7 separate regions of the Mus musculus genome follow, and regions 2, 3, 4, 5, 6 and 7 are each linked to region 1. The links are chromatin loops, found by intact Hi-C in ENCODE. Cell type or tissue: heart. All regions are shown on one strand.

Region 1 (4,000 bases):
GTCTAGAACTCATTAGGAAGTCCAGGCTAGCCTCAAGCTTGATCCTCCTGCCTCTATGGACCAACTGATTGGATTACAGGTATGTCCCACTACCCAGCCTAATTTTGAAGAACCAGGTTGGCATCTACTGAGGATGTACCTTCAGCTGTGTTATGATCCAACAGTAAGAAGCTAAAAAGACGTTTCATATAAAGAAGAGGTCACCATACAAAGTCAAACCAAATAGACTATGATTCAAGGGTTAAAAAAGTACACAGTGAGGAAAATGATTTCTTAACCAAGCCTGTACTCAAGTTTAGAAAAAGAATGACAAAATTCTGGTATCAATTACTCTACATGCTTTAGGGACAAGAGTATATCAATGTATTCTAATATGTCACTTTTGAACTTTCTAGACTGGTTCTAACTCTTTCTCAAGCCCAAAGGCCTATTCTTCTACCTAAGCTCAAACACACACACACACACACACACACACACACACACTCACACACTATCTCTCTCTCTCTCTCTCTCACACACACTCTCTCTCTCTCACACACACACACACACTCACACACTCAAACACACACACACACACACACTCACACACTATCTCTCTCTCTCTCTCTCTCACACACACACACACTCACACACTCTCTCTCACACACACACACACTCACACACTCTCACACACACACACACACACACACTCACACACACTCTCTCTCACACACACACACTCACTCTCTCTCTCTCTCTCACACACACACAGGGTTGGGGGCAGATACTTATTTGACATTAACTATTCTAAAAAAAGGTGCTTCAATATGCAAATATCCCCCACAAACAGCACCCCAAACACCCTTATCATCTGCTGCACAAACAGAATACAGTAACACTATCTGAGTGTGCAGAAAGTTACAGTAACTGACAGCTCTATTAGCAGACAGAGAAGAAGTTATCTGGCAGAAAAATAACCCCACAGCCTAATCAATGTTAAACCCTTTAGAGGCATATCCAGTTAGAAATGGAAAAAGATGACCACACACTCCTAGATGAGCAAATTTGTCAGCTTCTTCCAATTATATGAAGGACAGAATCACTTTGAGGTTGAATGCCTGGCTACTCTGCTTAATCCCTGATATTAACCGTCAAGCAACTGACAGGTCACAAGGGGGAGGGGTATTCACTACCTCTGCCTTTCAAATACACTTAGGTAGGTAGTATTTCTCCATCCACTTGAACATTCATTTCCATCACTCAACAATGGCTCCAGAGAAAACTCTAAAAACAACCCTTCCTGGAATTAAACAGACTAGTTTATAGCACCTGGCAGGTGGACAAGATGGGACAAAGAAATCTCCCACCCCCTAACATTTCCATCTCTTATGCATGCACCCAAATACCAGTTCTCCATACATCAAACAACTTGACTACCACAGCCAGTTCCAGGCAGAACTTCAACATTCCCTATATTCCCGAGGGCTGGTCCCTAGCCGCCCTAAATAAAAAAAAGAGCTCCCTGAACCTCAAATAAACCAAGTGTCTAATTCCCATGGGGGAAACCCTCTTCCTGCCTATACTGTCGTGTTCAGCCAAGACAGGCCAAGCTGCTTAGGATGGGAATATTTTGTGGCACTGAGAAAGTGTGCTGAGTTTCTGGGAAACTGCCTTATTTTCACTGCTTTTTCACTGGCTTGTTTGTAGCTGTAAATATGTGCTTAAGGCGTTTCTCCTCACCCACCCCACGCTCAAGATTTAAAAGAAATAGCTTTGCCCTTGCCTCTGCCCCTGGACATCTATCCGTTGGAGGGTCCTGATAGGCAGAGCTGTTCTTTCCGCAGCTTCTGGTCCCATCTACCAGTCTGATCAGCTCTGCAGACTGCATTGAGTGTCCTGCGGATCTGGTGCAGCAGAGCCCTAGAGAACCAAAGCCACTGGAGCAAGGGGCGCTGGGCGGGGATCCGTTTTGTACAGACCTCCTTCCACTGGGCTTTTGCTCACTTTAGGCACAGGGGACTAGCAGACACAGGCCCAGGGATGGCAACAGTCTCAATTGAAGTTCCCTTTTATTCCTTTGGGGTTTTCCACCAGCCCTTATCTCTACAGCTAAGCCTGCCTGGCCCCGCTGGGCTGCGGAGAAGTGCATTCACGGCCCATCTCCAAGTCTCTGGCTGGTGACCTTGGCCAAGCAGCCTCGCCTTTCTGCCCTCGGTGGCCTGACGCCACGTACTTCGTGGGTTAGGAAAGGGTCACAATGATGTGGAAGCGCTGAGCAGACTGCCTGGCACCCAGACAGGGTGCAAGGCAGAGAGGATCTCTCTTCTACTCGGGTGTCCAGAGCTCGCTCAGTCCTTCCCCACTTCAGTTTCCCCGGCTTTCAAACCTGCAGGATCCCGGAAAGGGCTGCCAAGGAGGACCACAGGGGCCGGGGGCTGCCGGAGGGGGTGTGGCTCCCCGAGTCGCCGGGCTCCCCAGGGCCCCAGCCCACCCAGCTGCCAGGCCGCCGCCTACCTCCTCCAGCAGCGTGACGGTGTTCCTGCAGTTGTGCAGCCGCGTGGTGAAGCTGGACGTGGTGGGCGAGTTGTAGTCCTCGGTGGTCTCGGCGATGAACTCGGACACGGAGATCTGGTCCGGCATCCTGCCGCGGGAGGGACGAGACACAAGCGGGGGCGGGCGTGAGTCACGGCGCAGGCTCCCGGGGCCGCCGGGCGGCTCATGAACGCCACGCGCGCAGCCCGACCCGCCGCGGCGCCCGGCCTGGCGCGCGAGGAGTGGAGCGGAGAGGAGCGGAGCGAGCGGCGCAGCGCCCTTCAAACTGCAAGCGGCGCGCGCAGGCGGCCGGGGACGCGCCTCCCCGAGCGCACGCAAGGGGCGGCGGGGCGGGGCGGGGCGGGGCGCGACGGGGAGGGGCGGGGCTGGGCGGAACGGACCGCTCCGGTGGCGCTGACAAGCGGCGAGGCTCGACCGACTGGGGCGCTCGCTCCCGCGGAGCGGCGGGCGGCGCGCCCGCGCCAGTCACGGGGACAAACACGGAAGTGCTCTGCGCACGCGCCCCGCACGCCCCGCCCGCCCCTCTCTCTCCACTTACCCCCCCCCCCCGCCGCCCGGCCCTCGCGCGGCCCCCACCTCGCAGCCGCCGGCGCTGGTGCTCGTGCCCGTGGGGCTCCGGAACCGCGCCCCACGCACACACACACACACCCGGCCGCCCCCGGAGCGGTTACTTCAGCGAGCTGGTTACGCGAGCGTTTTTGCAAGAGAGGGACCAAAAAAAAAAAAAAAAAAAAAGTTGTTCGTGTTCTTTTTTAGTCCCGAGTGGGTGCAGGAAGCGAGGCCCGGAAAGCCGTCTCCCTTCTGCGCGGACCGAGGGATGGGGGCGCAGCCCTGCTGCCCTCTGAACGCCAATGCTGTGCCTTGTGCAGAGACAGGAAGGGTTGTTTTAAAATACTTTCATCTGTCCAGATGTATTTGGTTTTTTTTTTTTCTTCCCCTACCCCAGAGGACCGCCGAGCATCCGGAGATGCAAAAAGTATTTCTCAGGTGCAAATGCTCTTCACTGCTAAGCAGGAACTGACTTTCTTCTGAGAAAAGTACCAATTCAGCCCCAGCAAGATGTCTACTGTTGTTAGTCCAACATACCCATCTAATTTCTCACCACCGACTGGAAGATTTTGAGAATGGTATCAACAAAACCCACCTAGTCCTTGGGATTGGCCTCCAGGAGCCCTTGAAAGCGTATGACTGGCCTCCATTAAAGCCTGCTTTGGAAGGCAAGCCCTGTGGCCCACTCAGACCTGCCTGCATACCGTCCGATATAGCTAGCTAGAGGTTGTGTTCGCTGGCCTTTCTGGCCGCGTGTGGGTCGTGTGGCTCAGGGACCCACGGAGAGGGCTTGTCTTGAGTGAGGACCGGCAGGGAGGGAGGAGAAGACTGCATGTCAAGAGGAAAAGGTTCGCCTCACAAGCTGACAAATTCTGAGATGAGTGATGTCGGCAAGGGCCACATTCCTGCTGTCTTGGAA
Region 2 (4,000 bases), 110 kb after region 1:
TACTTTGAGGGGATTGCATAGCCTGATTAGCATCTTCTTAACTATTACAGCTAGCAGTGACCTTGAAACTCAGTTTTCAATACTGCCCTGTACCATAGTATCCTTTGGAAGGAGACTGCCTGAGGAAAAACAAATTAAAGTCACCTGAGGTAAACCATGAACTTGCTCATGTTTGGGCCACGCTGTCAGCGTTTCTTACTTGCAACGGAGCACATTCTGACAGACAAATATCCCGGGGCTCTATATTTCAACCATCTTGGGAAGAGTGTATGAATACAGAATAGCCATTTTCTCTTCCCGTTAGCTTTTCTCCTCAAAGCTGGGACTCTCTTTGGCAAGTGGTTCTGACCATGGTTCTTCTTGCCATTCTTTTCAACCCTGGTTTTTAAAGATAGTATTGCCATTGCCAGCCTATTCTCAACCCGCAATCCTCAGCTTCCTGAAGGCTAGGTTGACAGGTGCGTGCCACCTCACACAGCCCACTGTTCTGGCTGTGGCTGTAGAGTAAGGGTGGGGTTTGTCCTTGTATTAGAACACAGGGATGACCTACACATCAGAAGACAGTGTTATCAGTGGGTTCTTTGATGACAGTTAGGAGTGTTTTGCGCATAGTAGGTGTGTATTTTCTCCTCACATCTTGCGTTGGTCACTGTTATCACCAGTAAGCATTTGAAGATGAAGCCTCTACCTTGTGTCATCCTTGGTCTTCCTCTTCATCATAGGGACCTACTTTTCTTTTTCTAGCCACAGCTCAGTCAGACTTGCTTGAGTGCAAGTGCCGCTGAACTGCTTATCGGCTCACAGAGGACAGAGAGACCGGCTCTGTTTCTCTCCAGCCCTTGGGACTTGGGTGCTCCCTCTACACAGTCCTCCTCATCAGGGATTTCTGTAGCCCAGCCAACCTGCAAGATCCCATCATAGGAAGTGCCAGGTATTGGAGTGGCAGTTCCCGTATAAGAGACAGTTTCCCATCACAGGTCGACCTACTGTGTGGGATGGTAATGTAATATGATGAAGTCGTAGGCTGTGGTGCTCAGTGAATCTGGGTTTACATTCCCATCTCTAGAGACAAAATGTTCTCAGATTATTTTGGGTAGTGGGTGTGGAGGTAAATGCCAACAGTTCCAGTAACTGGGAGACAGATGAGAAGATCATGTGCATTTAAGGCTAGCCTGGGCTACGTAGTGAGTTTAAAGCTAACCTGTGCTATATAGTGAGTTTGAAGCCAACTTTAACTACCTAGTGAATAGTCTATTGAGAACTTATCTCAAAAAACAAAAGCAAAAACAAAACAAAACAACAACAAAAACCTTAAAAAACAAGTTGCTGAATGTATGTAAATTTGGTCTCATTCCTCTAAGATGCGGTAAATAAACTATTGTGTCCCTCTGGATGGCTGCTGGGTAACAGGAATTATGGGTGACAGAGACTCCTGAAGCTTCTTATCATTGACCCAAGGTTTAATTCTGCTACCATTTCTATGCTTGCTGGCTTTGGGGACCCTGGGAAGCCTCAGAGCATTCTCTGGGCCTCAATTTCCCCACTTGTAAAAAAGGACAACATCATACCCCCCACCACATGCTCATCACAGGACGACCGTTGAGGTTCACACAAGCAGAGCAATGGAACACTCCTCAATTAGATTACTTTTATGAGATAACGGGGAGATGCTGTGAGCAGCTGCTTGAACCTCTGAGAACAGACACTGGAGGGCTGGGGTATAGCTCAGTGGTAGAGCACCAATAGTCCCTTAATTAAGGCGGAGCAAGCCCTCAATACAGTATAGGAAGCAGGCCAGTCTCAGCAATGATGTCACCAAGGAGCCTGGAGAAAGAGACACAGCAGAGATCTGCTTTAGCATGGAGAGAACAGAGGAGAATGGAACCCAACAGAAGCTCACAGGTTCACGGGTTCAACCGTCATAGAGGCTGGTCCTGAGGATCTTTCTCAGGGTATAGCCTGTTGGCTGTAAGCTCTGCCAACAGAGGAGACAGTCGGAGCTGTAGTCCAACTCCCTAATCCCCTCCCTGCAAGGGTTCAGTTGCCTGAGGGGATGGTGGGAATTCCTTTTGCATTGGAATGTACAGTAGGTGCCTTCAGGAAGGACTCTGCCATTAACCGGAAGCTATGTGGGTATAGGCAGAGCCAACTTCAGGCTAAGCTGGCTCCCCTGGGCGGCATCCTGAAAGGGTGCCTGAACCCTGTCCCTGGAGGCAGCCTGGATGGGAGGGAGGTAGCCTTAGTTTCAGTGTCTCCGGGAAGCTGGGTCACAGAACATAGGCTCCCTGGGGAAGGGAGGAGGCTTTCCTGAAGGAAGAACTTTCAGTCCCTCTCTGCCAAATCCCTTGTCTCCATGGAAATGCCAGAGAGGTCCAAACAAGAGGTCAGCTTCCTTGGGGAAGGGCGGGCCAAGCATGCCAGTGAGATGCCTGCCTGTAGTATCTCACTCTGATCTGAGGCACACCCATGACGCTCCACATCTACAGGTCCAATATGGGAATGTCAGTGGCCAAGGGAGTGAGGTGCTGTCTTGGGCAGCCCAGAACAAAACCTGGAAGCTCTGAGATCATCTGGGACCTGGGAGTGACATGACTTGTCTAGGCTACATAGATGTTCCACACATGAGGACCAAAGTCTCATCTTGTGCACCTTCCATTGATCTAGAATAACCTTCCCTCCCTCCCTCCGTCCCTCCGTCCCTCCCTCCCTCCCTCCCTCCCTCCCTCCCTCCCTCCCTCCCCTCCCTCCCTCCCTCCCTCCCCCCTCCCTTTCTTCTTGTTAGCAGTGCTGTTCCTGCATCCTAACTTGCTGAATATTTACTATGTATCAGGTCCTACTCTCTTTCCATACACAACCTTATTACTTATCAGTCCTTGAAGATACACATAGCATCTCTGGCTTATAGATAGGATAACTATCGTAGGAACCTCAGTGTGTTGGAAAAATCCCAGAGCTGATAAATAATCAATCTGTTCCATTAGCCTTGATCACCTGGCAGGTGACCCAGACCCAAGAAATGCCACTTCACCTTTGAGAGTCTTCTGTTCCCTTGAATGACCCCACTCACTGACCCTTCCTTCTTTGTCCACAGGGACTACCGATCTCTGTCAGCTTCTGATGTTTAAATGCACATCTTGTTGTAGAACAAAGACAGCAGAGGAAGAAGCCTCGGGCCCTTTTCAAAATAGCTGTCTAGATTAATAGCGTTCTGCTTTGACTGCCAAGGTAATATCGATGCTGTCTGCAGAATGCCAAGGGACTCTAAATAAATAAGAAGAAGGGAGAAAATAAACCCTTGCATGTTTCTTCTGGAAACTGTTCATGACCCTGCCCACTTACCCACCGATGGTTCTGACGGCTTCTCCATCAATTTGTTTAAGAACAGAAGTGGGAGCTATCTTCTTCTTCTTCTTCTTCTTCTTCTTCTTCTTCTTCTTCTTCTTCTTCTTCTTCTTCTTCTTCTTCTTCTTCTTCTTCTTCTTCTTCTTCTTCCAGAGACAGGGTTTCTCTGTGTAGCCCTGGCTGTCCTGGAACTCACTTTGTAGACCAGGCTGGCCTTGAACTCAGAAATCCACCTGTCTCTGCCTCCCGAGTGCTGGGATTAAAGTTTCCAGTTTCTTGTTTGGTTTTGCATCTTAACACGGCGGTTTAGATGCTGGCAGTAGCTTCCCTGATTTGATCTGCCTGGTCCTTGTCCTGCAGATATCTCGTCACAGTATGGGGCTGCTGGCTGGCTGTGGCAGGCTGACAAACCTTAACACTGATTTCAGCAAGTGCTTGGCTAGAGCTGTCAAGGTTCTTCTCACCAAGTTTGACCTGAGAAACAGCAGGCTTGTCCTCAAAGGCCCCAGCGTACCACTTATAAATGCTACCAACCATTTATTTTCCTTTCCTGGGAAATACAGGGGCCAAGAGCCAGCCAGAGTGTTGTCCAGGTTCTGGGAGCTTGCATCACCCCTGGGTAGGATGTAAAGGCAAATGATCCTGTGGTGTATTTTCC
Region 3 (4,000 bases), 310 kb before region 1:
ATTTTGAGATCTGCAGCTCAGAGCAAAAAATATCTTTCTCTAAAACTTTTGCCACATAGTTACAATAGTTCCAAAGTGCTGTTACAGTCTAGGATGCCCAAAATATTAACAATTCATACACTATACACCAGGCAGAAACTGCTAAGCTGTGCTATAAAAGAATAACCAAAAATAATAGACAGGATATAAAGACCAACACAAGTGTTTTCAGATAATATAGTCTTTTGCTTTCCTTAAACAGGGAAAAGAAAATTACTGGCTCTTAACAACTGAAGCATCAATACTTAGTAAGAGTGATAATCCAGGCTTTTCCCTAAGGAGACTAGGAATAATATGAAAAACCCATCACTCTGTACTTCTCCATCAATTACTGTTTACTAAGTAAAGATAAATGGTTGCTTCAAAGTCAAATAATCTTGAACATGGCACAATTCCACACACCTTATTTTTAACCTATTTTCAGAAAGCTCAGAGAAATGAATTTTTAAACTCCATTAAACATCACCTATACCATGTAAGAAATCAACTGCCTTCACTCTTTGCTGGAACAACCAAAAGCAACTTATTAACCTAGCCCCCCTTGATTAAATGGTCTCCTTCTTAGTGAAGAAAAAAGTATATATACTCTGTGCATTTACATATAACACTACAGAACCACCAAATGTAGAGCATTTTACAAAGCAAGGCTTTCCTCCAAGGCAGCCACATCACTACTGATGTTATAAGGGATTTTCTAAGTCATCCTGAAAAAAATCACTCTGGGGAAAAAAAAGAATGAGAAATCTTGCTGCTGGGGCAGGGTGAGATGGCCCAAGCATGGCTACTTTAGTTCAATCCCTGAATCCCATGGTGAAGGAAGAAAACAGAATCAACTCCAGAATCACACGCAGACTCCTCCACTTTCACACACAAACACACATCATTAATTTTTTTTTAAAAAGAGAAATCTGTAAAGTGGCTATTCAAAGCCTAAAGTGGTGGTGGTGGTGGGGAACCTCCAAACCCAAGAACAACAACAACAAAAACCTAGTTGCTCAGAAAGAAAAAAGTATTAGAAAATGCTGCTGTGGCCATTACAGGGTGGTATGGCTGCCATGATATATGGCATGTGTGCTCTGAAATGAACTGGAGTTCACCATAACGGACCATGAAAGTCACAGTGCAGAAAGTGCTGTTAGTTCATTTTATAGATGCTGATTAGGCAATTTCAGTTAAACTTTACAACAGACTATCAAATACGCTCCAACTACACTCATCCTCAGCACTAAGCTTCCATTTCTACTACTAAACACAATTAAAACATGAAAAGGATCTGTGTGTTTTTTCTTGGGGTATGCTAATCTAAAATTATGTGCACTAAGGTGCTAGGACACACAAGTGACAAGAGTTCCTTAGGCTACAGGAACATCAGTATACCAAACTATAAGACTCAAAAAACTCAAAATTGATTGGAACACATTTCTCACGCAGCAGGGTTCAAAGGTGTCAGACTTAATACACTTCAGGAGAAGAGAGAAAGTGTCAACGAATGAGAAAACTTTGCTTTATCCAGAACGGGCATTTGGTGGTTCTGCAAGGGCTCAGGCATCCCAGCAGTATGTGGAGTGGAAAGGGATAACAAGGAGTGCTATAAGAGTTGTCAGAGGCAAGAAAAAGTCTCACTAACAGTACAAACAGGTGATGCTGCAAAGCAGGCATGGGATCATTGAAAAGAACACTTTTTGACAAATTTTATGCTCAAGAGAAAAATGAATGTACCACATACGAGGGAGGCGGAGTGGTCCAAAGAAGCCACGAGATTACACACACATCCCGATGGCCACTCTCACGAGACTCTGACAGACATAGATTTGGGTAATTATAATAAAAAGCTGTGTGTGTGTGTGTGTGTGTGTGTGTGTGTGTGTGTGTTGGAAACACACTAAGGCCACACCCTAGGATTGAGCATCTGGACTTTAAACGCGGGGAATTAAAAGTTGAAAGGTCTGGCCTCATAGGTGAAAGACGCAGCGATGGGAGCAAAGACACACAAACCCTCCAGGGGCGCAGGGTGTCCCGGCAAAGCGTGGCATGGTCCGAGGAAAGGAGGGGTGAGGGCCCGGGAGAGCTGGCCCGGAAAGCAGGGAACGCCGGGGCACGGAGGAGCCTGGGAGTCGGGGCGCAGCGGAGCACGGGGGCAGGATGGCAGGCAAAAAAGCCGGGGAGCCGAGAAGCGCCCGGCACGGGGCTGCCGGCTCCCGCACGCGCCGCGGCCCGGGCGGAAGAGCGGACGCCGAGAATGAATGGGCGGAGGCCGGGCCCAGGCAGGGCCGGGAGCGCGCAGAGCGGCCGCGCGGCCCGCCGCGGCGCAAGGGGCGTGAGGAGACGACCGGCCGGTCACTCACCCGCCGCGAGCTCGGGCACTCGGCCGCGCTTCTCTCGGCCGCCGGCGGCTCGTCACGGCGCTAGGGGGAGCCCCGGGCCCGGAGCGGGGCGGCGGCGGCGGCGGCCGGACCGGGAGCCCCTCCGCACCTGCCCCTCTGGCGGAGCCGCGAAGAGCCAGGCGACAGCGGCGACGGCGGCTTGGAGTGGGGAGGGCAAGAGACCCGGATGTACAGGGTAACGGCGAAGGGGGGAGGGGGAGTGCCAGGAAGTGAGGGCGCCGCGGACCTGTCCGGCCGTGCGCATGCGCCGCGCGACCGCTGCGCAAGGTAAAGCCTGGACCGTCCTCCCCGCCCTCTTCTCCCACCCCTCGGGAAAGGGGCGGGGCGCGGCCGGAGACAGGTGGTCCGGCGCGCCCCAAGGAAAGCCGGGGGGCGCGGCCACGCCATACGAGACCACGCCCTCCCTTAAAGGGGCAGCACCTTCGCGGGAGGCGGCGTTCGGGAGGTTGCCAGGGTCTTACTGCGGCGGTGAACAAGTACAAGCTCAAAAAGAGACCAAGGCTCTGAGCTAATTACCCAGGGAGACGCCACATTCCAGCATCCCGCACCTGGAGAGGTCTGGCTCCTGGCAGCAAGCCTTTCCCCTCGGGCCTGGTACTGAGCCTCTCGCGCGCGCTTCCAGAGGCAGCTCTGGCACTAGGCAGGCTCCCCAGGGCCTAGGGAGAAGCTCCGTTATCGCCTGCGATGCTATCGCAGAGACGCCCTTGGGAGGTGTTAAATGATCAGTCTGGGAACAGAAATGAGACTCACTTGATAACGTGGCTTACCACAGGCAGTCTTTTTAGATAAATCAGACCCTTGTTCTGGGGTCGTCGACTCCAGAAACGTCGAGTGGGCTGTAATTCTGATGTGATGTAGAGCTACACCACTTAATTACTTTTCTAATCCTACTGTCACTCTCGGCAAATAAATGCTCCCTTCCCCTCTGAACACACAAAAAAAGGTCTCATCTACTAGTTCATTCGAATCCTGCTGTAAAACTCGGAGCACTAGCAGGGAAATATAAACGTTTAGCACAATTACCTCTCCCATAACTATATTTAGTTTTCTGAGCACAGCACTAAGATGAAAGTAAGGTTTTGAGCATTTTGGGGGTTAAGACCCCAACTGAAAAATCCCATGAAAGTATGGACTTTCTTTTTTTCTCCTTAGGAGGATGCATATATAGACACAAATCTGCATATGATTTTCCAACTCATGAACTTAGGGGCAGTTCGAACCCACAAGCCTACCCTTTACTCCCAACACTCATCATTTAAGAACCGCTGGCCTTGATAAATGTAGCCAGTTAACTCAATCTGGTGTCTTCTACTGTAGTAAGCCTGTCTGCCTCTTCAGTTTCATGAAGACAATATGGTATGCAATCCAGGAGAGCCTGGGGTGGGGGTTGTACATTGAGGGCAAGAATCCTAGATCTCAGATCTTTATACTTCAGGAGGCTTTGGACTCAACACTACATCGGGTTTTCATCATTTTTTATTAAACTATCCTCACCATCCAATAAGGCTTGCTCCATTTACCTGACACACACTGGTATTCATTGGCCCACGAATGTAACACCATGTATCTGACTGGTC
Region 4 (4,000 bases), 71 kb after region 1:
GTGCTTAATAAGTGTGAGATGTCACTGTCAGCATTGCTCATGTAGGGATTATCTAGGCAGATTTCTAGAAAAGACCTTGGAGCTATCGTCAGATACCCCAGTGAGAGGAAAAGAAGACGGAAGGAGAAAATGTAAGGGGCCCAGGAAGATCCCATCTGACACAATGAGACCTTGGTTGGGAAAACCCACAAACAGCACAGGGACAGGGGGCCTCTCATGTCCCCCAGACCACAGCCACCTGGGTGCAACATGGAGCAGCCAGCTGGGAGGAGGGTCTGGACTAGGAGGGCTCAGCCTGAATGCACACATTCATCTCTGGGCCTGCAGGGCCTGCACTGGTTTTGAAAATCTAGCTGGCTGTGGTTGTGGAGGGCTGGAGAGGTGTAAGGAATTTCAATTTCCTTCACCAAATGGCAAGCTTGTGAAAAAGTCCTTTCTCTCTAACATTATCACATACTAAAGAGGAAAAGCCAGCCACTGAGCTTTCAAGAAGAGGGAACTAGGTGGGCTGCCTAGCTCACAGAGAGAGGAAGATTCAGAATTGAGACTTCTGAAAAAATCTCACAGCACATTCTGTGTCAAGACAATGCTGGCTTGGAGTTCATCTGTTTCAAACAAAATGAGAGAATAGAGAAAAGCACCCCCCCACACACACACACCCATATAATAACTACAATTGTATGCTTCAAATCCACTTGAAAGCTGAATCCCAAATCCACTTGTGTCAGTGAACAGAAGTTGGACAATACTTTTTTCTTTTTCTCTTTCTTCCTTTCTTTCTTCCTTTCTTTCTTCCTTTCTTTCTTAGATTTTTTAAAATTACCATACAAGTACTAAAAACCATTATGCATTTCTAAACAGGGTAATTTTAAAACCCCTTATCTCAAAATATGTTCTTTGAGATAACTGCATAGCTCAGAAACAACAGCAATAACAGATAAGAGAACAGGAGAAGGTGCTAAAGTGGAGAGAGTTGAAAGACACAGTAACACTCCTGGTTTAGGGCTGGCAGATCACAATCTGGCATAATCAGGGTGGCCAGGCCAGGGAGTTTAGAGGCTTGGAAGTAAGCTATTCCTGGCCAGGCCACCAAGTAGTTGTGTCCATAGAATCTTTCTGAATCTCTTCCACATTAAAAGAGAAAACAGTTGTTTTCCGAGATTCTTTTCTTCTATAGCACCCCACCCCCCATCAAGCCCCTCTCCCAATGGCCACTACACAGGGGCCTTCCAACGGCCCGCCAAGAAGACCTGGCCACTCAGGCTAGGATAGACATGAAACTGGCCTAAGAATTACATGCTGTGTTTTACAATCTCAAAACATTACTCAGCAATCCTGTACCACTGCTATCCCAGAAGCAATCCTGCTAACACAACCTGATGGAGTCGATGGAAGGGGGGAAATGGTCTTTTGCATCTGTACAGCTAAGGCTAAGGTCAAGTTAACTTGGTCTAGACCTGGCTAAGCCTTTCCTTGATAAAAAGAACCCGCCCTACGAGGGCGTGAGATGATGTCTCTGGATGGATTAAACAGCAGAAAACCAGATACCAGCTAGTTTCTTTCTTTCTATTTTTTTTCTCGCTCTCGTTTAAACTTACTGTTGCTCTCATAAAAAGCATCAGGTTCCAAAATGGTACAAGCGGAAGAAGACATAAGGCACTTCTCAGCTCCCAAGGGGAATTACCACTCCCCCCCCCCCCCCCATTCCCTGTTTCTTTTCCTTTTAAGTGGTCTGGGGCCTGCCAGGCAGCGCCATGTCCAGGCCGGGACCCGCGCCGAGGGGAACTTTCCTCCGCTGCGCCCGAGACAATGCGGCGGCCAATGCCCGCGCCTCCCCGCCGCGCAGGGAGAGAGCGCCCCTGGAGAACCGGGAAAAGTGCCGAGGAGAAGGAAAGCGCCCCCAAGGGCCGGGAGAGCACCCCAGAGGAGAAGGAGAGAGTCCCAATGGGAGGGGAGAGTGCCCGGGAGGACAGAGAAAGCGCCCCAGCGGACTCCGGGAGCGCCCCGGCGTCTGCCCGGGCCTCCTCCCGGAGCGGGGAGCCTTGCGCCCCGGGCGCACACCCCCAACCCGGGTCTCCTCCGCGGAGCAGGGGAACGTGCGCTCCGGCGCTGCGGCTGCGGAATCCCCGGGCCGCCCGGCCAACCCCTGCAGAGCCGGCCGCGCGCCCCGCACGCCCCCGGCTGGTGCTCTGCGGACGGACGGGGACACCCGGAGCCCACAGGGGGTGTGCGGGTGGCCGTGCAGCGCCCCACCGCGCCTGTTCCCGCCGCCCCGCCGCCTCGCCACTCACCGGGACCGGGCGGGCCGCTGGGCATTATTCCATCGCGGGCGCGGCGAGGCCGGGCGAGGCGCGGGAGCCGAGCGCGGCGCAGGAAGGGGCGGGCGACCATGTGCCGAGGAGGGGGGAGGAGGAGGCCGGCGACGCGGAGCCGCTCTCTCGAGCCCGCTCGGCGGCGGCGGCGGTGGCGGCGGCGGGAGCGGGCTGCAGGAAATCCAAACACTTCGGCAGGAAATCGGAATCCTGACTAAGCACTCCCGGCCCGCGGCTGCCCCGCTCCGGGGGCTCCCGCCGCGTTTAACCCTTGGCCCGCCGGGCACACTTCAGGGCACAGGAGTATAGGGCAGTGTAGGAGATTCATGGGGTGGGCCTCCTTCTTGGCCACAGAAGGCAGAGGTGGGGCTTATCAGCAGAGAACCTTGGCCTTGAAGTGGGGCTTGCTAAAGCTGGGACACCAAAAGACTGTGGCCTCTCTCCCATCCTGCACTGTCTTCTCCTAGGCTACTTTCTCCTGTTCCTTTCCGTGGATTTCTATCTTCTTACCCAGTGCCTGGAGGCAAAACCTTTTGGATAGCACAGAGATGATCTGGCTAGCATTCGAGCATTCCAGGCTCTGAACCCTGGTTGGAAAATGGCCTTTTTCTCTTTCCTGCAAGTGATACTTCCTTGAGGCTTAGTTTCCCAATCAAGAAAGGAGTGTTCGTAGACTTAATTTGAAAACAAGATGCTTAGACTGGCATGTTGGAGACATCAATGATATCTGTGCTTGGGTATTACTGCACACTAGAGATGTCAGAGAAGGGAGGCTTCTAACTTGTGGGCTGTGTGTTCTGCATGTCTGTGTGGACCTAGCTCGGGGGCAGGTCTGGCCCAAGGGTGTCAGTTTCTCCCTAATTACTGGTGATTATTTTTCTTTGAGTCTTCCAGAAACTGCTGTCTGAAGAAGAAAAGATCAGCCACTGCGTAGTAGAGACCCCTTTCTGGTAAAATTAGAAACTCACCAGGCCTCACAAGATTGGAGATTTTGTTCTTAACCTGAGGGTGGGAGACTTGGGGGGAGGGCGCGTTAATAAGCCTTGAGCTGCTCCAGGGGGGTTAGGAGAACTAGCCAGGGAGTCTGGGCTGCCATGGGGAGTGATTCATTGTGGTTTCCCGAGGAAATGCCACACTTTACCTGTAGGCTGCAGTTTGGTGGTTTTACTTGAGTGTTTGAGATTCCTCTGACTCTCAAGACATAGAGGAAGGACCGCGTGTGGGCAAGTGAGAACTGAAATGACCATGCTGGGAACTGAAACTTGGGTACCAGCTCTATCTCCCAAGGACAAACAGACCTGTGCTTGGCACCCAAAGGCATGTCTCTTCTTCAACACTTTCTGTAGTTACAGGTCACAGGTAAAGCTCCAAGCTGGGCCCCAAGAACCTGGAATGCCTGCCCCTCATAGCCACCATCCTATTGGAAAGAACCTCTACCCAACTGAGGTCGGCAGATAAATCACAGAGCAGAAGTCGGGCCCTCACAGTTCACCGTTTGATCCACTGTGTCTGACACCCCCACATCCTCACCACCCGCACCTCTCCCAACATCCTGCCCCTGGTCCTGTTGCTGCATAGCTCCTGTCTCTATTGTATCTTTCCGGATGCTTGCTTAACATTTCCCCATGGCTAAGCTGCATCACAGCAGAATTCTTGACTGTCTCTTGTGTTCCCACTCTCAGTGCCAA
Region 5 (4,000 bases), 140 kb before region 1:
GAGTGCTGGGATAACTGTGTGTGTGTGGCTTTTAACTAGATCATAGCTAATATATTAGTTCACTGGGGCCCAGTCCTGTCCTCAGCCCGTGGAAACTCATGACCATGACCAGGTATCACAAACAGAACAAAGCAGCACTTACAACTTCGTCTCATAATCTTTCCAGGCTTTGTCAAATGGCTTCTTGAGATCCTTAGGAAAGAGAAAATGAGAAAATGAAAACTGTTATTCATCTTTCCTCCAATAAGTAACTGAGAAACCATCAGAACAAAACCAACTTGCTTCTGGAGATCTGAAACCACATGTGCACTGGTCCCAGGTGAGAAGCCCTGCAGATGCAGGAGGGTGGGCCCTCCTGGTCCTATCAAAGCAGCAAGAGCCAGAGCTGCTCAGAGCCCAGTCCATCAATCACCCTGGGAGGCCAGACTGGGGCCCAGCTCCTCCCCCCATCCCCACTGAGGAGCTACCAATCTTTCTGAAAGGACCTAGTCTTGTTTCCAGTCGGTACCATCATGTGAAGATGCAACAGTTTTTCTAATGACAATTTTCCAAGAATGTTTTGTGCTGAAAATGTTTAGAAATTTTCAAATATAAGTACTACTATGTTTAAAAAAAGGAAGAATAAACCCAACCCTTTTAACTGAAGACTGAAAATAATAATTTCTGGCCACTTACTCCTTTGACCCCCTTCAAGTCTCCTTTTAACAAGGAATCCAAGGTGAAGATCACATTGTGGCTCAGACCCTGGAGCTGGAAAATCAACACAGAGAAAAGATGGGAGAGAGTTAAAAGAATGCACAATAAACAGTGAAACCTCTTCCTTGGACTCACCGGCCCGGGGCTCAGTGGAGAGCTGTATGTGTGTTAAATGTCTGTTGCATGTACATGCCATCCTCTTGCTAGTGTGAGTCCCCACACTGCAGCTGTAGGAATGAGGAGGGAGAGGTGACATGTAAGAGTCCCAGCTGTGAGCAGAGAGCTGCAGTGTGGTCCCAGAGCGATGCTCTGAGATACTGCTGTCGCACCTACAGATGAGTGCAAGCGACTGCTACTCATTTCAGCACTTTCAGTGCAACTTCTAACAAGACTGCAACTCTTGGTTTGACTTTTCTTCAGTTGCTGTCAAGAATAAGAAGGGAAGTGTGTAACCGGCTTTCACCATTTCCTTTTTGTGCTCTCACAGTACACACTCTATCTGTGATTCTATCTGTCTTGCATGAGATTAGATGCTCACTGATGGCCTTGGCTGTCTGCTTACAGCTGCAGCCTCAGTTATTATTATTATTATTATTATTATTATTATTATTTATTGACAGGTCTGGTTGTGTAACCCATGCCTTGGATTACAGGTTCCTAGGCATGAGCCACAAGACTCAGCTAAGACAAGTCTTTGACGGTTGAGTAGCAGGTTTTCTCTTGCTCTGCAGAGGCAGACTGCACTTTGACACAGTACAGACCTAACGGAGAAAGAGGCTGAGCTGCTGCCCAGCTGGAGGCAAGCTGCAGAGGAGCCAAAGGATGGTTTAAAATACAGTCGGCAAGATGCTGGGAATTCCCAGGGAAATCTGAGCTGGCATGGCTCTGCAGAACCGAAGCATAGTAGGTCTGGGGTCTCCTCCTTAAGAACATTTTTCTCCCATGCATGTATGTCTACCTGTCAGCCTGTCCATCTATCCATCCACTCTTCACCGAAGAGAGAATGAGCCACATGCTGTGCAGGCAGGCAGGCAGAGATGAGCAGCCCACTATTGCTCCAAGTGGGGCTTCTTTCTACACTGGCAGTCGACAGCCAGCAAGAGAGAATGACATGAGGACATCCACTGTTGCTCAATGGCCTGGTGCTGACAGAGTGGAGGGGCTGCATGCTCCTGCCAGCAAGCAGGTGAGGATGGAACGAGCCAACACACACGTTCTGTGCCAGCTTACAAACTCTCGTGAGTGCTGAAAACCCACGTATTTTTAAAATGCCAGTTATGAATCCAGAACTGAGGGAGCAAAGGGGAAGAGAAGAGAAGTCATGCCTTTTGGCTTCTGCCTTCTCCCAGTGCGTCCCTGTTACTCGCACCTTGGGTTTTCTCAGCAGCTCTGTCATGCTCTTTGCTAAACTTCCACTGGCTTAACATCTGAGGAAGGTTTTCTAGTATATACCACCAGAGGGCGTAGGATCCCTGCCAAGGCAATTCTATCTGTGTAACACAGAATTCAGCTTAAGCAAGCAGTCCAGATTGCTAAATGCTGAATGTCTATGAGAATCAGTAATGGTTTTGGAAAGTAGGGCAAAAAGGCCACTTAGAGTTTATGTATATATTTTAAAATCAATCAATCTATCTATCTATCTACCATCTTTCTATCTGTCTGTCTATCTGTCTATCATCTCATACTTTCTCCTCCCTCCTTTCCTCCCAGTCAGTCCCTGCTCCCTCTCTTCACCATCCACTCTTCAGAAAAGGTCAGGCCTCCCATGAATATCAAGGATTCCTGGCATATCGAATTGCAGTAAGATCAGGTGCATCCTCTCTTATTAAGGTTCCACTTAGAATTTATAATTATGGTCCTCAAAAATAAAAAGCTTGAGAATGCCTGGTCATGACAGAAGAAAATGAAGACCCACAGAAATCAGCCCTCTGCTCTAGACGCTAAGCTGGAGATATTTTGCTCTTAGCGCTCAATTTTATTCTGACAGTCTAAGTCTCCAGGATCCTCTGCCCCAAGGCTCTTAAGAGACAGTGTGATAATTCATCCAGTTATTAAGTCTGTGAAAACAAATTCTCTCAAGTGGGACTAGACTGAAGCAGCAATTCTGACAAATTTTGCTTGTATTATGGATACAAACATCTGTTCTCTAGAAGAAATACTATAGGTAACAAATTATTTATTGCAATAAAGTTAGTTTAGGCTTGATAAAACACTCCAGAAGTTCTTACCACAGACTGTTTCTATAAAACCGCCACTGCTTCTAATGTAGAATTTTATTTTAAAAGAAACTGAGTATAATTGCAAACCTTTCCTCTAAGTCTTAAGGGAAGTAAGGAGGCAGCTCCATAATTATAAGAGCACCATGGTTGAGCTCAGAGTCTCCATGCTGGCCTTGAATGTATGATCTACACTGTTTAACAGCCTGGGCATTCCAGAGTAGCTGGGCTGTTCATACTGATGGAAACAGCGTGCCCAACAATGGGCACCTGGCTTGGGAAACTGTAGCACTTATGAGACTCTTCCTTATTTATGTGGTATATGGGGGGGGGGAATAAAAAGTACTTACAGAGGACAAGATTGACCTCTAAAAAGATGGGGAAAAGGTTGTATGTGTACATTATTCCTAGAGAAGAACCCAGTAATCTGCTGGTGTCCACAGTGCTCTGAAGGACATGGGGGTGGAGGGAATACAGGAGGAAAGGAGGCTTTCTTCATTGCTGTTGCTGTTATTATTATTTAAAGGGCTAGAGAGAGTTCAGTTGGCAAATGCTTACCTTGCAGGCATGAGGTCCTTAGTTAGATGACAGAACCCATGTCAAAAAAGGGCAGATCTATCTGGTGGCCCAGACATGTAACTCTAATGCTGGGAGATAGGGACAGGAGATTCCTTGGGGCTCTGTGACCGCCCATTGAGCCTACTTGGTGAGCCCTCTGCTAATGAGATCTGTCCAGCCTCAACAAACAAGACAGCGGCGTTTGAGAACAACAGCTGAGGTTGCACAGGTACGCATATGCAAACATGCACAATTTTCACATGCATACTCAAACATTCTTTAAAAATAAGCAATGTACTGTTTGCTCAAGAAGAAACAGTACTTAAAACAACATGGAAAACACAGATTAAAAGCACATTTCAACTTCCAATCCTAGATGACCCCTTTCATCAATATCTCAGACCCTTGTGAATGAAGCAACAATGGAAGCTTGCTGCTACCTTGACGCGGAGGCTGCATTAGACACCAGGGGCATTATGAAATCTGTGGTCCGTGCTGAAGGTGAAGGTTCTTCTGAAGAACAAGTCTAT
Region 6 (4,000 bases), 88 kb before region 1:
AAATGGTGTTCTGTCAAGATTTCTTACCCTGAATTCTCTGAATGATGCACCGTAACCTTAAAGCATAAGCCAAATAAAGCTCTTAGTCATAATTTATCCAGCAGAGGAAGGAAAGCAGAGCAGTGTGTGGTGTTGACTTATCCCCTCTGAGGGGATTTTCCAGCAGGTGTATGTTCTGTGCTACCCCCACCTCATCAAGCCACTCTACTCGGACTATGCAGCTCCTAGACAAGGAGCTTTGGCCAGCTGGTCTTTGTACTCAATGAAGCTCATTATCCTCTGTGTTAACCAGGATTCAGTTGAAATGGAAAAACTCCAATTTCCAAAAGCCAAAGGTTAGCCTCATTTTTATAGTACTATAGAGCTAGAAGAACCCTACATGTGGATGATATAGCCTAATTTTCATATTTATTTAACCAAAAGCAAAACTCCAAGCCCTGAGAATATAAACAACTTGCCCAAGTCCAGAGTTTGACAGTCTAGTACAGAGACTAAACAGAGAGCTGCCTCTTACTCATGGGGGTTTCTATGAGGAGGATATGAAGGTGACTCCAGGCTCCAATGGCCTATGAGGGCATTTGGTTCCTCAGAAGCTCAGTAAATGGGAAGGCAGATCCTGAGATAACCCCAAGTGCTTGGGAAACATGGGCCAATCAGGCCTCTGGGAGGATACAAGCTCCAGAGGCAAGTTTGGAAAGTACTAGAGAAAGAACATGGTGGGAGGCTTGGAGGAGCCTGGGGGATCTCTAACGGTGAGAGAGGTTGAGATGAGATCATGGGTGGGGAGAGCCATATGGACTTTGGTGTGGTTAAGTTGGAATCTGATAGCCCTCCAGGTACAAGTGCCCCTGGGAAATTTATGTGCAGTTCCTGCTCTTAAAGAACCTGAGGCAAGAGTGCAGTAAGTGTGAGGCCAGACTGGGCTAACAGCAAGTTTCTGTTCCTAAATCCAACCAGCCTAATGTGGTGATGTTTGCCCATATGGAAGGACGCCAAGTCAACGATAAGGGGGGACCTGAAGGGCCCAAGAGTATAGTCACAGGATCTCATCTTAACTGAAATTGCTGACACTTGACCTCTATTCCTAGTAACTAACACACTCTTATAACTGTATGTCTAGAATAAATGCTTATAGGATGAGTAAAATGAATATGCTTAGCAGCCAGAAAAGGTCATATGAACTGTATTCTTTCAAAAATTCAAATAGGAGTAACTTCAAAGCACTATAAACCATCATGATTTTCTTTTAATACTCAGCATGTAAAGAAAAATGTATTTTATACTCTTTCTAGAGCTGCTAAATAAAACAATACATGTGGGGTGTTAGATATACTAAACAAAACGTTGGTGTGGTCCTTTTCAGTAGACACTTAGGATAAAAATCAATCCTTTATTGAATAAGGAACTCACTGATGTTAATCAGAAGCCCTAGTTCTACAAGTATCTATAATATTTAAACTAGAAGAACGTCCCACTTTCTATGATCCACACTGGAATGAAGGACATCAAAAAGTCTGAAAAGACTTACAATAAGCACTGAAAACTGTTCCCCTTCCAAATTTTAGGCAAACAGCTCCAGAAACACAACTTTATCTTCAGATACATTATTAAGTGTTTTGCTTTTTTTTTTTTTTTTTTATTTTAGCAGAAGAATAAACACAGGCTTGTTCCAAGGCCCTGACCACAGGATTTCCTTAAATGATACACTAATGAAAAATGCAAACCAGTGGAAGGCCTGACTCACCGCACCAGAGACTGCTACATTCCAAACAAAGATCTGCTTCGTATCAAGGGAGAACTAGCTCCACAAACAACAAGTTTCCCTTACCCACTTGTCTTGCGAATATTTCTGCTTTTCCGTAACATGGAATCAAAGGACAAGACTCCTATCCCCAGTGATAGATGTGTGAATAGGAATAGCTCCTAAATCATTTACTTGTGTATAGTGCTTGATTCCAATTACTCTGAAGCTGAAGATGAGATCCAGGGTAGCCAGGGGCTATACTTTTTCCTCTAGCTGCACTGCTAAAATCACCAGGGGAGACAGGCTGATCCAGCAACCTAGAGATGTCTATCTGGCTGCAGAAGCGGGACAAGCTGGCCTATCAGGTCCCACTGCAGGAGTTAGAAAGAAGGGGTGGGACAAGTGATGCACAAGAAGCCACCACTGGTGTTGAACAACTACTGAGGAAGAAACACCACTATGAGCAAGAAACAAAGAAAAGAAAAGAAGAGAAAAGAAAAGAAAAGAAACAGATACAAGTCCATGTCAGACAGCAAAGAAAAAATAAATACAAGAAAGGGACCACAAGAAGGTGGGTCAGGAGGTGGGAAAGCCAACAGCTGTCCTTCTGAGGGAGCTGATCTGAGCCTCTGCTAGCTCAGGCGTGCTAAGTGAAATGGCCTTCCTTAACTCATGCACAACTTACACATCCCTATAAAGTGAGGCACACTGACCCATGAGGGCAAAGAATTATTAAAAAATAAGATCAAGGCACACAGCCTAGCTAGTTCTGCTGACCTTCTTTAGTAAGCTCCTTGAGGTTCACTACAATGACTGATTTTGAGGGCTTCCTATGAGCTTGGCACAGAGAAACACTAAGGAGGCAGGCACTCTTAATTATTGCACAGAGGAGGAATCTGAGGTGTAAAGGTGTTGAGTGGCTTGTCTTAAGGTCACGTCCTGATAAATGTGATCCACGCGAGCTTTTCTCACTCTGCTGCTCTGTGTTGAAGGCAGCGGCAGTTATGAGAGACCCTGTGAGAACTGATGAGAAGGAACAGCATAACTGGAAAGCGGAAAGAATTCTTAACCATGATGGGAACGTGGCATGGTATGAAGGCCAACAAAGAAAGTGTATGAACGGCCTACCTCCAGACAGGGGACTTGAAACATCAGAGTTGGAAACATTACAGATTCAGATCAGAAATGGTAAGCAGGCAGCATGTCACACAGAGAGAGCAGGGGAGGGATAAAGCACAGACACTCTTTCACCTCTTTTACAGTTCACCTGGGAGGAACACGTCACTAGGGTCTAGCCACGATCCTGTGATCCCCGGCACTCAGGCCAGACAGACATTGGCGCAGCCTTCACTCATCAGTCTACAAATGGTACTGGTGTAGCCAAGTAGCTGAGAGGCAGTATGGCTCCTGTCACCATCTCTAAAGACCTGGCCCAAGCACTGCCTCTCAACATGCCAATCTGTTTAGTTTGCACAACAATCGTACAAACTACTTTACAAAAATAACTGTCCTCCTGTAGTTACTCAGAGATTCATTATATCATACTTTATCTTGTCTCACTTCATGTCAGAAATCTAAGCACCGACTCAAGCTAACTAACATGTTTATCACCCGTCCCTGGAACATGAACACAAGATGGGAAGTAAAATGCTTCCCTGCCTGAAACGCAGGACAAGGCAGTGCTAGTGCACATCCAAGCCATGAAGACAGCAAAGTGCTAACAACACTATACTACTCAGAAGGCTCTACACGTCCTGCTTGGCTGGGCAGGGCAGGGCAAAGGTGACTGAGAAGACGGGCGTTCCACCTGGCCTCAGAAAATAAAGAGCCAGAGCACAAGGAAAGAATCAAACGGTCAGAATATCCAGAGCACCAGTAGTTTAAGCCTAAGGAAAATCAGAATATGATGACAATTTCTCTGAAGAAGAATGCTAAGCAGCTTACTCAACTCAAAACAGTAGGTAAATGGGGAGCTGGGCATCAAGCCCAGGCCATCCACCTCGGGAGTTAGGGTCTCAACTATGGTTGAGAACATACAGTGAAGAGCTTCCTCGACCTAACTCTTATGAGGCAGTGAGTCAGAGCGGTACCTCCACCTTCCTTCACGGGACAGTCAGCTATGATTGCCACCTTTCCTTCTTGGTAGTACTTCACGTGGAGTCTGTTAAAAAGGACATCGAGTGAGGCCTGTCTAGATAAACTCAGGAGCCACCAGCGCAGAGATGGCTAAAGCAACTAGAGAGCGGAGCATTCTAT
Region 7 (4,000 bases), 320 kb after region 1:
CTCTCTGTGTGTCTGACTAGTTTATGTATGGATTTGGCATAGGGCCATATGTGTGCTCTATCACCAAGTAAATCTTAGGACTTTCAAATGCCTTTATGTTACCACAACCCACCTCTTTATCCTGGTCAAGCCCACAGTGCTCTGACAACTCACTTAACAGCTTTTTACCTTCTTAACCTCCTGCTGAGAGGTAGGACTGCCAAAGAAGGGAGGGCGGGGGGACATCAATCCATCCACAAAGCCTTCAATCCAAAATTTGTCTTGCCTACAAGATGTGCAGGGATAAAGATGCAGTAGAGACTGAGAGGAACAGCCAACCAATTTGAGATCCATCCCATGTGTGAGAGTCAACCCCTAACACTATTGATGATGCTCTACTATGCTTGCAGACAGGTGCCTGGCATAACTGTCTCCTGAGAGGCTTCATCCCAGCAGCAGATGGAAGCAGATGCAGAGACCCACACCAAAAAATCAGGAGGAGCTCAGAGAGTCTTGTGGAAAAGTGGGGGATAGAATTGAACAAGCCAGAGAGATGAAGGACATCGCAAGATGACCTATAACATCAACTAACCTGAGCCTATGGGGGCTTACAGAAATTGGGCCACTAACCAAAGAGCATTCTGGGGCTGGACCCGGACCCTCTACACATTTGTATAGTTGTCAAATTTGGTCTTCATGTAGGCCCCCTAATAATTAGAGCAGGGGCTGTCTCCGACTCTGTTGTCTGGCATTGAATCCTCTTCCCCCAAGCGGACTACTTGGTAGGGCCTCAGTGGGAGAGGGGGTGTTTAGTCCTGCTGAGACCCCAGGGTGGGGTGGTACCCATGGGAGGCTCCCTGTTCTCTGAGGAGAAGGGGAGGGGGCAGTGGAGGAGGGATACGTAAGGGGACTGGGGAGACATGAGGGAGGGGAGATATAAATTGAATAAAAAAATCAAATTATTGGAGAAAAAATAACTTTGGTTGGTCTTCCCTGATCTTTGCAGCTCACTTCCTTTACATCCCAGACTAGACACTTGGCTTGCTCTTGAATCTCATCCATTATCCTCATCTTTTCGGTGAGGGAACTCAGTGCTCCGCTCAGGATCTCTTGCTCCTGCACCTCCTTCATACCCTTATTGTCAAGGTTGCTCCTTAGATGATCCTGACCCCTCTCTTGTACTCGGACAGATACACCCTGGCTGATCTCTTCAGTTAAGTCTTTTGAAGTCTTCCCCTCAAGCTGTCTTGGCAAACAGGGCTTTAGTTTTCTGGCCCCTTGCTGGTCACTTCCTTCTCTGTCTTCTGAATCCAAGTTGCTATTCAAATAGGATTACTCACTCCCCTGGTATTTTCTCCCTTCATCTGGACTGCTTACTCTTTCTGCCCCTCTCCCCAAGGTTACTGCTCTTATATCCATCACTATGCAATCATCAGTGCAGGCCACTTCCCCTGCGCCCATCATTATCCAATCACCAGTGCAGACCACGCCTCCTGGGTCCATCACTATCCAATCACTAGTGCAGACCACTCCCCCGGGCCCATCACTATCCAATCACTAGTGCAGGCCACTCCCCCTGGGCACAAATGAGCCGTTCTATCGCCCTTCATCTTGGCGAAGCTTTCACTGTCCTCCCTCATGCTTCCATGGTGCCCCAGAGAATCTGATGGCTGGAGCTCTTTGGACATTAGTGTAGATGTTAGTAAGCCTAGGCCAGACACACGAGAGACACATGATATGCACTTTTCAACTTAATAAACAGGGACTAAGTGGCGAAATCACAGCATGGACTCCACATACTATAAAGTCTTGTGTACTGGCCTCGCTTTAGTACAGTGGTTCTCAACCTGCCTGATGCTACGACCCTTTAATACAGTTCCTCAGCTGTGCTGACCCCAGACCATAAAGACCCTAAAATCATTTCGATGCTACCCATCACTGTAATTATGTAACTGTTATGAATCATAATGTAAATATGTCTTCCGATGGTGTTAGGTGACCTCTGCGAAAGGGTTGTTTGATTCCCAAAGGGGTTGCAACCCACAGGAACTGCTGCTTTAGGGTTGGTCATTCTTGAATATGTGGGACTAGATTTCAGATCCTCACTTCCTTCGTTTCTACAGGCAGTGGTTTTAAAATGTAAAATATTTGAATTTAATGCTCAATTCCCATGTAGCTTCTTCCTTACTCCTCCCATTGATTTTGATTTTCTCCATCAATCATTTCTTCCCTTCTCGCTGTGCCCTCTGTTCAGGAATCAGCAGCCTGCTGTCACTTTGTCATGTTGTACCCAGCTGTGAAGCAAATAAAATACTCCTGGAAACCTCTGTTTTATGAGAGAACGTTTATTATGTTTGCGCTTCGGAAGCCGGTTGTCACGTTCTAGCTGAGCTTTAACATAGTGGTGTTTTTCCATTATCGCTCTTGCTGCAGGAAGGGAATCCCAGTGGTCTCAGACACTGCCACCTGGCGGCTAGGTGGAAAATAACACATCTTTTAGCAAAACGTTTCTGAAGGCAAAACCAAGCCAAGCCAAACCAAACCAAACCAATTTGCTGGAGAACTGAGGGTACAGAAACTAAAAGAACACCACCAAATTTGGGATACTTGCTCCATTCCAGCAGCTGTGAGAGGCACGTACCAGCTTAAAGCTCATGCAATCTCGACCATCACAGCAAAGTGACACTCTGCAGTCACTGATTGCAGATCTGGAAATAGACCCTCTGAGAGATCAGTTTCCAAAAGCACTGTGTATTGTGGCTTGGGAGATCCATACCCCAAAACATCTGACCCCCAAGCCTCTGATCATCTACCACAGATAAGGCCAATCTTTGGGGAGAACTCAGACTCATCGATTCTTTACCCCCTTGTACATAGGGACAAATAAATGACTAATAAATTCACATATCAGGTGGGGTGCTACTTAGAAGAAAGATTAAGTTAGTGGAGTACAGAGTCCCCTCCACCTCCGAAATAAACAGATTAAAGCTATGTGTGTTGGCTTGTTTGTTTTTTGTTAACTTGGCACAAACTAGAATCATTTGTGAGGGGGGAACCTCAGCTAAAAAAAAAAATGACTTCATAAGCTTGGACTGCAGGCAAGCCTGTGGGGCATTTTCTTAGTGATCCATTTGGGAGGACCCAACCCACTGTGGGTGCTGTCATCTCTGGGATGGTGGTCCTGGATGCTATATAAAGACAAGCTGAGCAAGCCATGGCCTCTGCATCAGCTCCTGCATCTAGGTTGCTGCCCTGTTTGAGTCTTTGCTCTGACGTGCCTCAGTGTTATACTGTAATGTGGAACTTGTAACTAAAAGAAACACTTTACTTTAGTTTTTGGTCAATGTTTATCACAGCACCAGAAACCTAACTAAGGCACTATATAAGAAAATCTTCAACTCAATAAAAAAAAGGTCATTGAAACACAAAACAATACCATTCTTTGGCTGCTTCTTTAATTGATACCGTGTTTCTTTGTCTTTCTTCGTTGTGCTGAGTCTTCCTGAGGGGCAAACCATATCTGACTGTTTTCTGTATCCAGGACCTAGGACAGAGGCTGAATTTTAACCAGAAATCTTGGTAAATGAAGCAAAGAACAGTTACAGATGCTCACAAGTACCTGGGCTGCTTGGGAGAGGTGAGCATCTTTGTTTGAAAGGGGATGCTTGGGTGCCTGGAGACCGTTTGGAGGGAACGCTCTAAAGAGGATCTTAGCACCAGAAGGGAGGGGTTGTATGAGATACCCGAGGCTAAGCTTCACAGAAGGAAGCTGTGAGGAGCCTCAGTGTGCTCAAAAACAGGTCTGTAAATTGTGATAGCAGCCAGGACCACGTTGTCGGGATAGTCTTTCAAGGCACAATGCCTTTGGCCATGAATTTTTTTTTTTTTTTTTTTTTTTTACTTCAGTGTACCACACTCTGATCTAAGATCATTTTAGATCAGAGAAGCTAGTGTCCCATTGTCCCATACTTGCAGGCCCTCCATCTCTTTTCACATCAGGCACAGTCTACACATTATGATG

What was found. Peaks named below come from ENCODE experiments on the same cell type or tissue, not always from the same donor. Only the 100,000 strongest peaks of a DNase experiment are listed, where the experiment ranks them.
Region 2: it touches region 1 in a loop (5-fold over the local background); 2 of 42 quality-filtered maps call a loop at or near these places.
Region 3: a loop joins it to region 1, with 2.0 times the contacts of the local background. A loop is called at or near these places in 3 of 42 quality-filtered maps.
Region 4: a loop joins it to region 1, with 7 times the contacts of the local background. A loop is called at or near these places in 14 of 42 quality-filtered maps.
Region 5: it touches region 1 in a loop (4-fold over the local background); 22 of 42 quality-filtered maps call a loop at or near these places.
Region 6: it touches region 1 in a loop (1.9-fold over the local background); 10 of 42 quality-filtered maps call a loop at or near these places.
Region 7: it touches region 1 in a loop (4-fold over the local background); 13 of 42 quality-filtered maps call a loop at or near these places.

What each region holds. Positions count from the first base shown.
Region 1 is chr15:64,309,856-64,313,855 of GRCm38, forward strand. It overlaps Asap1 (ArfGAP with SH3 domain, ankyrin repeat and PH domain1), which reads right to left. Exons shown (of 31, transcript NM_010026.3): 3 at 2,494-2,620. Among named protein-coding and RNA genes, the nearest start is that of 1700010G06Rik, 2.3 kb to the right of the region's middle. In heart, CTCF peaks have their summits at 2,067, 2,950 and 3,227; DNase peaks (open chromatin) are centred at 1,506, 2,046, 2,836 and 3,776; H3K4me3 peaks cover 3,412 bases; H3K27ac peaks cover 2,815 bases.
Region 2 is chr15:64,419,606-64,423,605 of GRCm38, forward strand. All of the region lies in intron 2 of Gm30563 (a long non-coding RNA gene), which reads left to right. Among named protein-coding and RNA genes, the nearest start is that of Gm30563, 29 kb to the left of the region's middle. In heart, no CTCF peak of the experiment used is centred here; a DNase peak (open chromatin) is centred at 2,336.
Region 3 is chr15:63,995,514-63,999,513 of GRCm38, forward strand. All of the region lies in intron 2 of Cyrib (CYFIP related Rac1 interactor B), which reads right to left. Among named protein-coding and RNA genes, the nearest start is that of Gm25628, 28 kb to the right of the region's middle. In heart, a CTCF peak has its summit at 2,453; a DNase peak (open chromatin) is centred at 2,688; H3K4me3 peaks cover 2,568 bases; H3K27ac peaks cover 1,918 bases.
Region 4 is chr15:64,380,426-64,384,425 of GRCm38, forward strand. Asap1 (ArfGAP with SH3 domain, ankyrin repeat and PH domain1) reads right to left here and starts at 2,494. Exons shown (of 31, transcript NM_010026.3): 1 at 2,292-2,494. In heart, a CTCF peak has its summit at 2,181; a DNase peak (open chromatin) is centred at 2,196; H3K4me3 peaks cover 2,505 bases; H3K27ac peaks cover 2,691 bases.
Region 5 is chr15:64,172,543-64,176,542 of GRCm38, forward strand. Asap1 (ArfGAP with SH3 domain, ankyrin repeat and PH domain1) reads right to left here. Exons shown (of 31, transcript NM_010026.3): 6 at 676-750; 7 at 143-192. Among named protein-coding and RNA genes, the nearest start is that of Gm20717, 76 kb to the left of the region's middle. In heart, a CTCF peak has its summit at 2,149 (motif pointing right); no DNase peak of the experiment used is centred here; H3K27me3 peaks cover 554 bases.
Region 6 is chr15:64,221,858-64,225,857 of GRCm38, forward strand. All of the region lies in intron 3 of Asap1 (ArfGAP with SH3 domain, ankyrin repeat and PH domain1), which reads right to left. Among named protein-coding and RNA genes, the nearest start is that of 1700010G06Rik, 90 kb to the right of the region's middle. In heart, no CTCF peak of the experiment used is centred here; DNase peaks (open chromatin) are centred at 1,754, 2,094 and 3,044; H3K27ac peaks cover 858 bases.
Region 7 is chr15:64,625,100-64,629,099 of GRCm38, forward strand. It overlaps Gm30691 (a long non-coding RNA gene), which reads right to left. Exons shown (of 4, transcript XR_875386.2): 3 at 3,416-3,523; 4 at 2,342-2,452. Among named protein-coding and RNA genes, the nearest start is that of Gm30691, 3.6 kb to the right of the region's middle. In heart, a CTCF peak has its summit at 2,438 (motif pointing left); a DNase peak (open chromatin) is centred at 2,432.